Regions from separate parts of the Mus musculus genome. Here region 2 is linked to region 1. Evidence: chromatin loops called from intact Hi-C (ENCODE). Cell type or tissue: left cerebral cortex. All regions are shown on one strand. Links, peaks and the distances in the headings refer to the core of each region. The heading gives the core; the rest is flanking DNA.

Region 1 (5,633 bases), core at 149-5,148:
GGGGGTATAGCTGCCTTGAACAGTTGGGGGTCAGGAGCTGGTGTCTCAAGCTACAACAGCGCTGTGTGCTTTGTGTTCCTCACAGCAATCCCAAGTCTTTCTTCCTTCCTTGATGAGGCCCCACTGGCCCTGGTAGCAAACAGGTCTGCCACCTACAAACCCAATGGCCTTGAGCAGGTCATTTGCCCTCCTGATCTGGGGTTTAGTGACTCTGATGGCCACCCTGCATGGCTCCAGGGAACAAACAGCTTGCATGCTTCAGGAAGACCTCCTGTGCTGTTCAACATCAGAGAGAGAGAGGCCTTTGAGGCAGAGGTGCCAAGGAACTGAGATGAGTCTGGACCTGCCCCTGATGTCACAGTCTTTCTGCCTGTCTGTCTTCCTGTCTGTCTATTGGGGCATTGGAGGCCCTTGGGTCCAAGGCTCTAAAATGTGGACAATTTAAGGCAGCCAAAGCAAACCTTCCACTTGCTCTGTTTGTGCCAAGAGCTGAATCTCTCCTGGCTTGATGGGTTCCAGGTGTGCTCTGTGCTCTGCCTCAGTGGATCTGGTTGTGGCAATACTATCTGTGATGCTGCCCCATGGGCTGGGAAGACTCAATGAGGCCAGACCTCTCTAGCCTGGCCTCCAGCCTTTGCAAACTGTAAAGCTGGATCAGGCCCTACCCAGAATGGTGGGAGAGATGATAGCCATCTGCTCAGAGGGTCCATGGTTCAAAGCCAGGAGGTGCTGTCCACATATCCAGCAGCACACAGGGGAGGGCCCCAGATTCCTCCTGCCTTGACCTCAGGAGGTGGGAGCTATCCAGACAATTTTCACAGATCCATAAAACTGACTTAGTGGGAGGTCAACTGTGGGAGTGGCTCCAAGGAACCAGGTGGGAGCCCAGAGGGCACCAATGAGGTTTCTTTTATTGCCATTATATATTAATTATCGTGTGACAGCCATTGCTTACTAACTGCTATGTGGGCTTGCGTGTGTGATCATGATGGCACCTGAGGGGTTGCCTCAACCCTTCTCTTTTTGAAATTATTATCATTATTAATTTTAGCCTCTGTGTTCTCAGTAGTCATCCCATAACACAGTGTTATTGCTACAGCTTCTTAAAGCGCCTACTGGCTACAAGTGTAACACCAGGGTGTAATTACAAACATATTATATTTATATTTGGCTAATTCTGCCTTCTTCCAGACTGTAAGCTCCTGAAAAGGCAGTTGGCTGCGTGCTAGTTTCTTGCTTCAAGTTATAAGTACCGGAACAAGTCTGGTGACTGCAGTTATGGATGAACCATCGAACCCCAGTCAGGAAGGAGGCACCAAAAGGTGAGACAGGACTACTCTGTCCTGTCCCTGGGGGCTGGGAAAGGGGACAGTGGGAGAAAGAGGCTTTCGGAGTTGGTGTGGAGCTGAGCTGGGAGGCCACAGCGTTGACAGAGAGATACCATCCTTGGTGAAGCAGGTGCAGGTCTGGGACAGAGCAGCTGGACAAGGCCTCTGGCCCCACCCAGAGGGGAGCTGCACCTCTGGCCCCAGGAAATCCAAGGGAGTCTGAGGATCCAGCTCTATCTTGCATCATAAGACCCTCAAAGTCCAGAAGAGCCACCAGCTCTCTCTCTCTCTCTCTCTCTCTCTCTCTCTCTCTCTCTCTCTCTCTCTCACACACACACACACACACACACACACACACACTCAAAAGGGCATTCTGCAAAGACGTCAGTGTTTAGGCCATTTGGGGAACAAGGTGGAGGCAGGGTCTGATTCCTGAAGGTGTAGGATGGATTTCCCCAGCTTGGGTCCTTTCTGATTTTAATCTCTACCTCAGTTTCCATTCCCTTATATCTACAGTGGGATGGAAACCCTCCCTTGGGTGTTGGTCCCACCGCTCTGGGTCTGCTCTCACCCCCAGCATGGGGTGGGGTGGGACTTACTGCCTGGGTCTCAGCTTCCACATCTGTCATACAAGAAGGGTGACTCCCATCTTCTTGAAGGCCCCTTCCAGCTCCAACTTGCTTGGTTCTATTCTGAGAAGAGAGCCCCACCTCTGGGGAGGGGGAGCATGAACATTCTTTCAGCTGCGATTCAACCCGGGCACATGTTTGCCCAGCCCCATCCTTCACATTTAGCCTGTAGCTGTTGCCACGATGGGCACGCCCTTGGCACCGCACTCTCTTCCCTCCCCCACGAGCCAGAGCCACAGGTGGGTGGCTCGCTTCTTGTGATGCCTAGGGGGATTGGAAGGACAAAACAAGGGGATGGGAAAGAAGAGGGAAGGGGCTGGGTTTGTAGAACTGGAGGTGTCCCTGAGTACTTGAGTTGAATTCCAGCTCTGTCCACGCAAGTGAGTGTTCTAGGACAAAAGTTTTATTAACCTTTTGGGACTCTGTTCCCTCTTTTATGAACTAAGAATAATAAAGATTTTAAAAGCATTCGATTACTGTGAGGATTAATTGAAAGAATACTTGTCAAGTGCCTGGTTTATGTATAGCTCTGTTCTCTGCAAGACAGGCACCACACCCCCTTTTTCTGTTCCGTGAAAGCCCTGTGGGGGCGCTTTGACGACTTTCTGAGAGGCGCTAGAGGCAGCCCGGCCAGCTCACCCTAGTGACAGTCTGAGTCCTGGGCCTGGAAGCCTCAGCCTGGAAGCCCGGCTTGGCCGCTGGCCCTCCTGCCCCACCCCCACCCGCCCTGGGAGCGCACCAGCGCCTTTGATCTGCAGCCTTCAGTGGGATTAGGAGTCCGCGAGCCGGGCTCCCTGGGTCCCCGCTCCCCGTCGCCTTCTCTCGGGCCCTCGGGCTGGCTCCGCCGCCGGTGGTCCCCGCCCCTCCTCCGGGCAGGCCACTGGGATTCCCCCGCGACAAGCTGCACAGGGAGGGAGCGGAGGCCCGAGCGGGAAGCGTCCTCCTGGACATTTTTGGCCGGGGACTCTGTGTAAAGTGTTTAAAAAGAAAAACTCTCCGGAGGAGGATGTAACCTTTTCTTAACATCTGGGGCTCAATTAGCTAATGACAGCAAAGCCTTCTCCGGTGTCGCTGACCCCTGGGCAGCAGCCCGGCTCCCCCACCCCCGGTATTTATACAGCTGCGGCCCCTCGCTGGGACGGGGAGCAGGGGGCTTGGCTGGGTTATCTCGGCGGAGATCCGCCGCCCACCCCCCCAAAAACCGAGAAAGGCTTAGCACGCAGTCCCACCGCCAGGCCCCTCAGCTCTCCTGGGCGTCTCTCCCTCGCCCTTCCCCTCCCGATCCTTCACGGCCCCCGCCTCCCTGCGCTCTCCCTCGGCTACGCTCCCCTCCCCCGCACCCTTCCTTTCTGCTGCGGCCCTCTCTCCCTGCTTCTCTGCTCTCTTTTCCCGGTTCGCGGGTCTGAGTTTCGACCTGAGTTCGCTACCCCTCCACACTCTTCCCCTTGGCTTCTCTCTCCTCCTCCCCTGCCTCTGCCTGCCTGCCTGTCTCTTTTCTCCCTGCTATCTGTCTCTCCTTTCTCCCTAGAGGCCTCCCTTTGCTCTCTGGCCCTCTGAATGGTTCCCTTGTCCGCCTCTCCCCCCGGGTTCCATGTCCATTTTAGCGCTTCCTCCCCACCTTTGTCTCCCAGCCTTACCCTCTGAATGCCTGTCTGTCTTCCGTGGAGGTGCCCTGTCTGCCAGACATCTACTCACACTAGGGCACAACCCTAGTGCTGGGCCACCTGTGGGCCAAGCATCCTGCCCAAAGCCCCTAGCTGGACACTTTGGGAGCTGACTAGGGTCTCAAGTGTGCAATGTTTAGGAGAGTGACATTTGTCCCCGTTCCGGGTTTTAAGGGCTTGTGTTGAGGCTCTCCTGGTTACAGCCAGAGGGGATCTGAGGGCTTATGAAGACACTCATTGGCTCCAGCTGCTGGAATCTCACTTTCCCTGCTTGGGCCCCCAGGCTCCTTCTCCCCCACCACAACCTGCCTATTTTGAACCCAGGGACAGTTTAAACACTCCCCATTCCGTTTCCTTCAGCACAGTAACGCAGGCCATACACTTTTTGGTTCTTTTTTTACTTTTTAATCACCAGTACCAAGGAGAAAGCGATAAAGCACAGGAGAAAACACAGAAAGGGCAACGCGCGCAAAATAGGCATGCCCGACGGCAGCTCAGAGGCCGGAAGGAAAGCACAGAACGTAGGATGCCAAGGAGTGGATTTTGTCACTAACGCCATTGTTTCTAGAAGTCTGTAATCTTGGAGCATTACTTTACAGGCCTCAGTTCCCTCTATAAAATGGGTCTGATTGTAATTAAGCAACAACAAACCACATTGCTTGTAAAACAGCAGACATTGGGAACCGGTCTTTCATTTGAGTTTTGTTTCCTGAGAAAATCTGGGAGTTTAGGATTCCCCCACCCCTTCCCCAGAATACAATTATATTCCAAAATTCTTCATCTCAGTCGTTAAAGCATATTACATTCTCTCATCCCCCTTCTATCAAAGGGCGAGGGCTTCAAGTTCTTTTAACAGAAAACGACAGACACAGGCAACGTTTGTTAAGCGGTGGGAACTGTCCCAGAGTTCTCCAAGCCCTTTGGATGAGGATACGAAGGCCCCGCGGTGTGCTTTGAGGGTGCTTAGTGGATCTTCAGGAAAGCCAGCCAGGCAAACAAACAAGACAATACTGTTGCCCAGATTCACACGTGGGAAAACAGAGAGATGGCGTTGTCTAAGGACCACCGACGTCTCCGAAGAAATAGCACCACTGAACTGGATCTGTTCTCTGGCTGTTTGTGCTGATGGGGCAGAAGAGAAGGGTTTCTTGGAAACCTTTGGAAGCTAGCTAGATTCAAGTTAGTGAGGGGCCCAATTGTCACCCCCCTCTTGACCCTGAGCTGGCTTGGATTGGTTCAGGAAGCAGCGGGTCCGCCGAGACATCGACTGCTGCCCCAGTGCCCTCCGGATGGAGAGTGCCGAGACGACTTAATTTGCAGGAAGACGCTCACACTAGCTCATCTCGGGCCAGCCAGGACGCAATGGGGGGTCGGATTTGGCTCCTCCCAAGACCCCTCCCCAAAATCCTGTCTGGGCGCACGCTAGAGGTAGTGGCGGAAGAAACCAGAGCTCTGGCGCCAGCGCCGAGAGGGGATGGGGAGGGCAAGCCTCTGGGAGCTTGGCTGCCTCTTGCCAAGGTCAATCAAGCCGTCCCATATTCAGGAGCGCTGCGAGCACCGGGCAGCGGGCCCAGCCAGGGAGGGTGCACCGTACCCGGGCGAGCGCTTCCCGCGCCTCCCGGCAGGTGCTCGAACCTTAAGCGGGCAAGGAGCCGGTGCCCAGGCAGAGGCCAGAGCCCGGCAGCAGGCGCGGGCGTGGGAGCCGCCAGGGCGGAAAGAGTCCCACCTAGGGATGTTTTATGCTAATATGCACCTGGCTGGGCTGCGAGTAGAAGGACCCTGACCAGAAGGAAGAAGTTCCGGAGAGCCGGAAACTTCCGGAAGCTCTTGATTCCACGATAAAAGGCAATTCTACGGCTCGTTTGCTGGGTGGCCTTGGGGAAGTTACTTGGGGGCGTCGTGGAGCTTCGGTTTCCTTCTCTAAGGAGAGAGTGTGGGTCAGGTTTCTTAACGAGCTCGGGCAGTCTCTGCCTGCAAAAAGATGGACCTTCTGACCTTCGGTGTTCTGGAGA
Region 2 (5,633 bases), core at 305-5,304, 65 kb after region 1:
TGTTAAAGGAAGAATGTGCTCGCTAGGAATGAGGACTGACGAGGTTAGGAACTGGTGTCTGCATAGCTAAGCAAACTTTATTCTTCCAAGTCCCACCTGGGACTCACCAAACTGCCCTTCCTTCACGGAGCTCTAACTGGGCAGACCCTCCCCATGGGTGAGTAAGGCTGAGGTTGGAGGCAAACTTTCTACAAGAACTCACTGGGTTACAATGTTAGGAAAGGATCCAAGGCTGTGAGGCCCGCAAAGGGATCCATGCCCAACTAGGTGGAGACCTCGAGATGGCTCTGGAAGGACAGTGACTTTTAAGCTTAGTGGGGGTTCCTCAGACTATCCCAGGCATCCAAATGAGTTCTTAGATTATCTGATAGTCTGCCCTGCAGACTGATTTAGGAAACCTTAATGTGGTAGGTGATATGGAGAAAACATACTACCAGGAGGGCCTGCATGTGCAAGGAAAGACAGTGACCCCTTGAGCACACAGGGAAAGGCTAAGGGTCAAGTGAAGGGAGGGAGGGAGGGAGAGAGAGAGAGAGAGAGAGAGAGAGAGAGAGAGAGAGAGAGAGAGGAAGGAGGAGGAGGGGAGGAGGGGAAGGGAGGAGAGGGAGGAGGGAGAGGAGGAAGAGGAGGAGGAGAAGGAGGGAGGAGGAGGAGGGGGAAGAGGAGGAGGAGGAGGAGAGGCAGCTAGCTAGGAGAACAGAACTGCAATGCCTTGCTAGGATAGTCTGAAATCCCTCCAGGAAGGTGTGGAGGTCTGTGTCAGCCGCCTCCATCAGAGCTCCTTTGCCTGAGCGGAGCGGAAGGGAGCTCTGGTGCCGATTACCACGTTTCGGGGCATTAGGCAGTGCAACAATAAAATCTGGGTCACTGCAGCACAAAGTCCCCTTTATTTTGACAAGTGTAGTTTTTACTCTGAAGTGTTATCATAAATAATTAAATTAAGCCAGTAAATGGCTTGTAGTGCGCTTTGCTGAAGTAACAAAGTCTTTGTAACCCCAGACACGAAACCACTCCTTTGGGGGATTCTTTGCTTAGAAACATTTGGGGGATTTTTCAGCACTCAAGACTATTTGGACTAGTTAAGGCAGGGAGGTGGAGCCAGAGGTTCACTCTGTTCAGTCCTGAGAATGCTCCCCTTTCCACTGGGGTTTCCCCCACCACCACCCGCTGTGCCCCGCCCCATATTTGACCTGCAACAGTTGAACTATCAAGCATCGTCTCTGGCTTGGGTGAATGGGGCACCAGGGCACCCATAAGTAGGCACTGCTGGTCTTTGGTAGGGGCTCTCAAGACTGCCAGGCAACCACACTTGTCTGCTACAGTCACCATTTCATAGGCAAGGAAACTGAGTGCAGGAGAAGTGAAGTGACCTATTAATGACCTATTATTGCTTGTTGGCTGATGGATGGGCAAGAGTATCCGACAGGGAGTGGAGAAGACTGTGGAGCTCTGGCTGTCTTGGAGCTCACTATGTAACTGAAGTTGACCTCAAACTCACAGAGATCTACCTGTCTTTGCCTCTGCATCCCAAGTGTTGGGATTAAAAACTGTGTGCCTCTATGCCCAGCATTGTGCAAATTCTTAATAGAAGATCCTGAAGGATAGCCATCAGCGTCCTCATCCAGATCTCGGTCATGGTACCTGGGCAGGTCTTAAATGAAACCAGTGAGAAATGTTAAGTGTACTGGAGGGATGGGGACTGGACAGGACAGGACAGGACTGGCAGCTGATTTTAAAGAAGCCTCCTAGGTCTGAAGGGCTCCTCCAGGACAACTCAACTCCTAGACAGTTCACCCAGTTATCACTCCATAATCCTATCAGGATCCTGGGTGAGAGGTCAATCTCTATAAAGCAGATGCTGATCAAAATGAAGTGACAGATAAGACCCCATCTTCAACCATTCCTGGCTCCAGGGGACCCAGCTGTTTTTCCTATCACCTTTAGTGGAAGGGAAAGCATGGTTTTCTGACTTCACAGGACTCTGAGCTATATCAACCATAGAAATGGAATCTGGAACAGAAACCACCCACAGGACAAGTGAAGCCATACCACTGATCACCAAGGGGAGGCTGCCACTGCTCCAGCCTAAGGCAGCATTTAACGGAGGGCTGGTGGATCAAGTGTTCTTGGGTCAGGCGAAATTTTGCCTGGGACTGTGAGTCCTCCTTTGAGAAGGCCAGCACTGTGTGGCATCTTCCGATCCCCCCACCCTATGACATTCAGAAAGAATGAAAAGAGTGTGGCAAACCAGAGAGTGAACTCAGCTGACTCAGAAACCTCCACAGATCTGTGGGGTTCTAGGTCACCTCTTTGCTCTGGGAACAAGAAAGAGGTGGCACGGGAGAGAAGCACTATCAATCAGGCTGAATGGACAATTGTTCTTCCAAACTGTCTACTAGACTGGGCCCTAATTTCTCTCTGAACTCTAAGCCTGCACCCTGGGTTACCCTACTATGCTCAAACTTCATCTTAAGTCTCTCTCCTTAAGGCAGATCAGTATCCAGCACATTTCTGTGCCCAGTTCCACACACAGAAGGAGTTCAATAACGCCTAAACAGAAAACGGCTCTAAGATTAGGCCAGATGTCCTTGTCAGGGCGGCTGCACTTGACCTAGAGGAGGAACCTGTCAGAGGTGGGGGTAGAGTGCGGGGTCGAGGAGGTCAGGAGGTCAGGAGATCAGAGCTACACACTTAGATAGCTTTTCAAGCTTGCCACATAGTCTTCTCTGTGTCGCAGCCGGATCCCATCTCCTCAACACCGGCAGGTCTGTAACTATTACATTTCCTCCCTGACAAGCACTGTGGGGATGTGTGTGGCCAGGTTGGGAGGAGGGGACTTTAAACTAGCGGCCCGTAGTCCCAGTCAGAGCCCAGACTCTCCTCCTTCCCTCTTTAGGCAGAGGCAGCTCGCTGGACCGTGTGACAAGGAGCCAGCCGAATTCATTTAGCAAAAGCGGATTTGGTGCTCTGCCCTGCAAGCACTCCCCGAGACGAGCAGATAGCGCCTGGGCACCCCTCCCGTCCCCTCCCTCTTGGGCCTTTCACCCCCTAATCCACTGAGTGGGGAGCGGTCACGTGGGCCGCCAGCTCTCGACAGGAAGCTGTCGGCACCGCTGGCTCCCAGGGCCAGCTCCTTCACCGCCGGGAAGGCAGGCTGCCTTCCCCCAGCCCCACTCCTTGAAACCCAACCCCTCTTTCCAGCTGCAGCTCCAAAGAGCCTGGGGCCCGGCCCTCCCCGGGGACCCTGCAGCCTGCAGATCTCACGGTCAGGGAATTTTCCCTGTGCGGTGTTCCAGGCGGGCAGAGCCGTCAGAACAAAGGGCAGAGAGAGCACGCAGGCTGTCTTCCCCTTTTTCCTTCGCTTCCACCCTACCCTCATCAAGGGAAAGGAGTCAGTGGACAACATTTGCGCCCCACCCCCCACCCCGCCCTGATCTGGAGCCAGGGAACGCTTGGAGAACAAAACCCATCCTTCCTGGGGAAAGAGGACCCAGGAGCAACTCGGTCCAGATCAGTCTGGAGCAGCCTTCCTTTCTCATCCCTTCTCCCGCAAGGGGACAACTGATCTGCTCTGTCCCTGACATCCCAAAGTCCACCCTTGGCTGGAGATCGGGGTCACAGTCAGGGATTTCAGAGACAGGCTTCAGAGCTGATACCTGTAACCAGGGGAAAGGCTATTATAAAAGGACAATCAGGGGTTTCGGTGTTGCTCCTCAAGAATTCAGCCGATCCGTTGTTGCTGGGTTAACACTATAATAGTACAACAGAGTAAGGTGCCCCTGCACCAAGCATAACCTCAAACCCTGGACTCATTTTTTAATGGCAGCCTGGCTGGTCCAGCTCTAGGGATGCCCTGAGCCCTTTGACTCTGAAAGTGCCTTACAAATGACCTCTCTGAGCCTTAGCTTTCTCACCTGAAATGAGAGAGAGAGAGAGAGAGAGAGAGAGAGAGACAGAGACAGAGACAGAGACAGAGACAGAGACAGACAGAGAGAGAGAGATTATTTGTTGTGTCTACTTCCATTCATTCAGCAAACAATGAGCACCTACTATGTGCTCAGTTATATATTCAGTTCCTTGTTTGAACACAGTGGGACTCACCCCTCCAAGGGCCACATCAGTTCATAGGTAGTTTGGGAATAGAAATGTTTAAAGATAGGGACCAGCTGTAATGACCTCATTAACTTTCTGGGAAGAGGACTGCTCAAGCAAACTTTTTAAAGTTCTTGAAAACAGTGAAGTGAGCCAGACCTGCCTCTGTGATCCTGCCTGAACTATTTATTTGCTTAGCAAACTGTTTCTTCATAGATAGAGGGAAAGGAAAGGCTTCAGACCAGCTAGAGGCAAAGTCAGAAGTGAGTGGGGTCTGAATTAATTAGGGGTTTCTGTAGCTTAATGTATAAACCTGGGCTCAGGAAATTTGGCCTTTAAAGCAGGTGCCCTTTCAAATGAGTGGGTTTCATGTAACTATTTTAACATCAGCTTCATTACCCTTTATGGGCCGAGGGAGTGGTGGGGGAGCAGACGAAGGACCTGGTGTGACTGCTGCAGAGAGAGGAGCCAGAAGAACCCATAAAACAGCCTCAGGGTCCCCCAGCTTTCTTTCAACCAGAACTGGGATAATCTGTCTGCCTCTCTGGTGAGGGAAATTCACACTGTAGACCCTACTTATGTGACCTGTAGTCTCAGGTGAGGCAGGAGGCCAACCCTCCCAGTCCTTCCTGACAGGGGTTTTTCTTCTTGGGTCTCCAGTATTCTGAGATGTTTTGGTCTAGCTTGTGGGCAGCCTCCAAACTGTTCAGCCAGGAGTGCCCCCTCACATGCTACAGGGCGTTCTCAAGAAGCTGTGGTTACTTGCAGCTGCCACTGGTCTAACCTGAAACCTTTCAGTCCCTATGCATGGGTCCTTCCCAGCTCTTCTTATGGTCTATCCAGCCATGTACCAACTCAGCTACCCTATGAGTTCAATATGATAGCCACCTAGGCACTTAGAACGACTCTCAATTGAGATACGATGTGTAAAATACATAACAGATTTTGATGATCTGGTATTCTAAAAAGTAACGTAAGCTAGCTTGTTGATTTTTATGTTGTCTGCAATGGTAACACTTAGGGTCTAAAGCAGAAGGATCATGTGTTCAACGCCAGGCAGGGCTAGTAAGTTCAAGTCCAGCCCAAGTAACATAAAGAAACCTGACTCAAAACCCAAAATAAAGTGTGTGTATGTACATATTTTTAATGTTAAAGTGGTAATGTTATGGAGAGATTGGCTTAAATAAAATATATCATCTGAATACAGAATTTAAAATTATTTGTTTCATCTATCTATCTATCTATCTATCTATCTATCTATCTATCTATCTATCTATCTATCTGTTTCTATTAGACGGTGTGCTCTAGGGCTCCATGCAGCCCAGTAAGCCTGGGCCGGGGGGGGGGGGGGGATGGATCCCTTTCAGTAATACTTTGTGAATCCCCTGGCAAACCTGTTTCCTTTCCTTTCATCTCAGGTGAAAGTGGCTTTGGCCACTGTGAGTACCAGGGCAGCTGAGGGTTGAAAGGGAACAGCATAAGCCCATTATAACACAGGTTCGTGTCCTTCCCTTTCCTCTCGAATGACATTCAAAACATGT

The links. Hi-C counts contacts between places; a loop is a spot of excess contacts. Peaks named below come from ENCODE experiments on the same cell type or tissue, not always from the same donor. Only the 100,000 strongest peaks of a DNase experiment are listed, where the experiment ranks them.
Region 2: it touches region 1 in a loop (1.9-fold over the local background); 4 of 42 quality-filtered maps call a loop at or near these places.

What each region holds. Positions count from the first base shown.
Region 1 is chr16:21,243,491-21,249,123 of GRCm38, forward strand. It overlaps Gm16863 (predicted gene, 16863), which reads right to left. Exons shown (of 5, transcript NR_046162.1): 5 at 4,009-5,633. Among named protein-coding and RNA genes, the nearest start is that of Mir7680, 9.8 kb to the right of the region's middle. In left cerebral cortex, for the core only: a CTCF peak has its summit at 2,544; DNase peaks (open chromatin) are centred at 2,559, 3,345 and 5,136; H3K4me3 peaks cover 1,160 bases; H3K27ac peaks cover 206 bases.
Region 2 is chr16:21,307,888-21,313,520 of GRCm38, forward strand. No RefSeq gene overlaps it. Among named protein-coding and RNA genes, the nearest start is that of Gm16863, 14 kb to the left of the region's middle. RefSeq lists an enhancer at 2,502-3,808. In left cerebral cortex, for the core only: no CTCF peak of the experiment used is centred there; a DNase peak (open chromatin) is centred at 3,030; H3K4me3 peaks cover 789 bases; H3K27ac peaks cover 872 bases.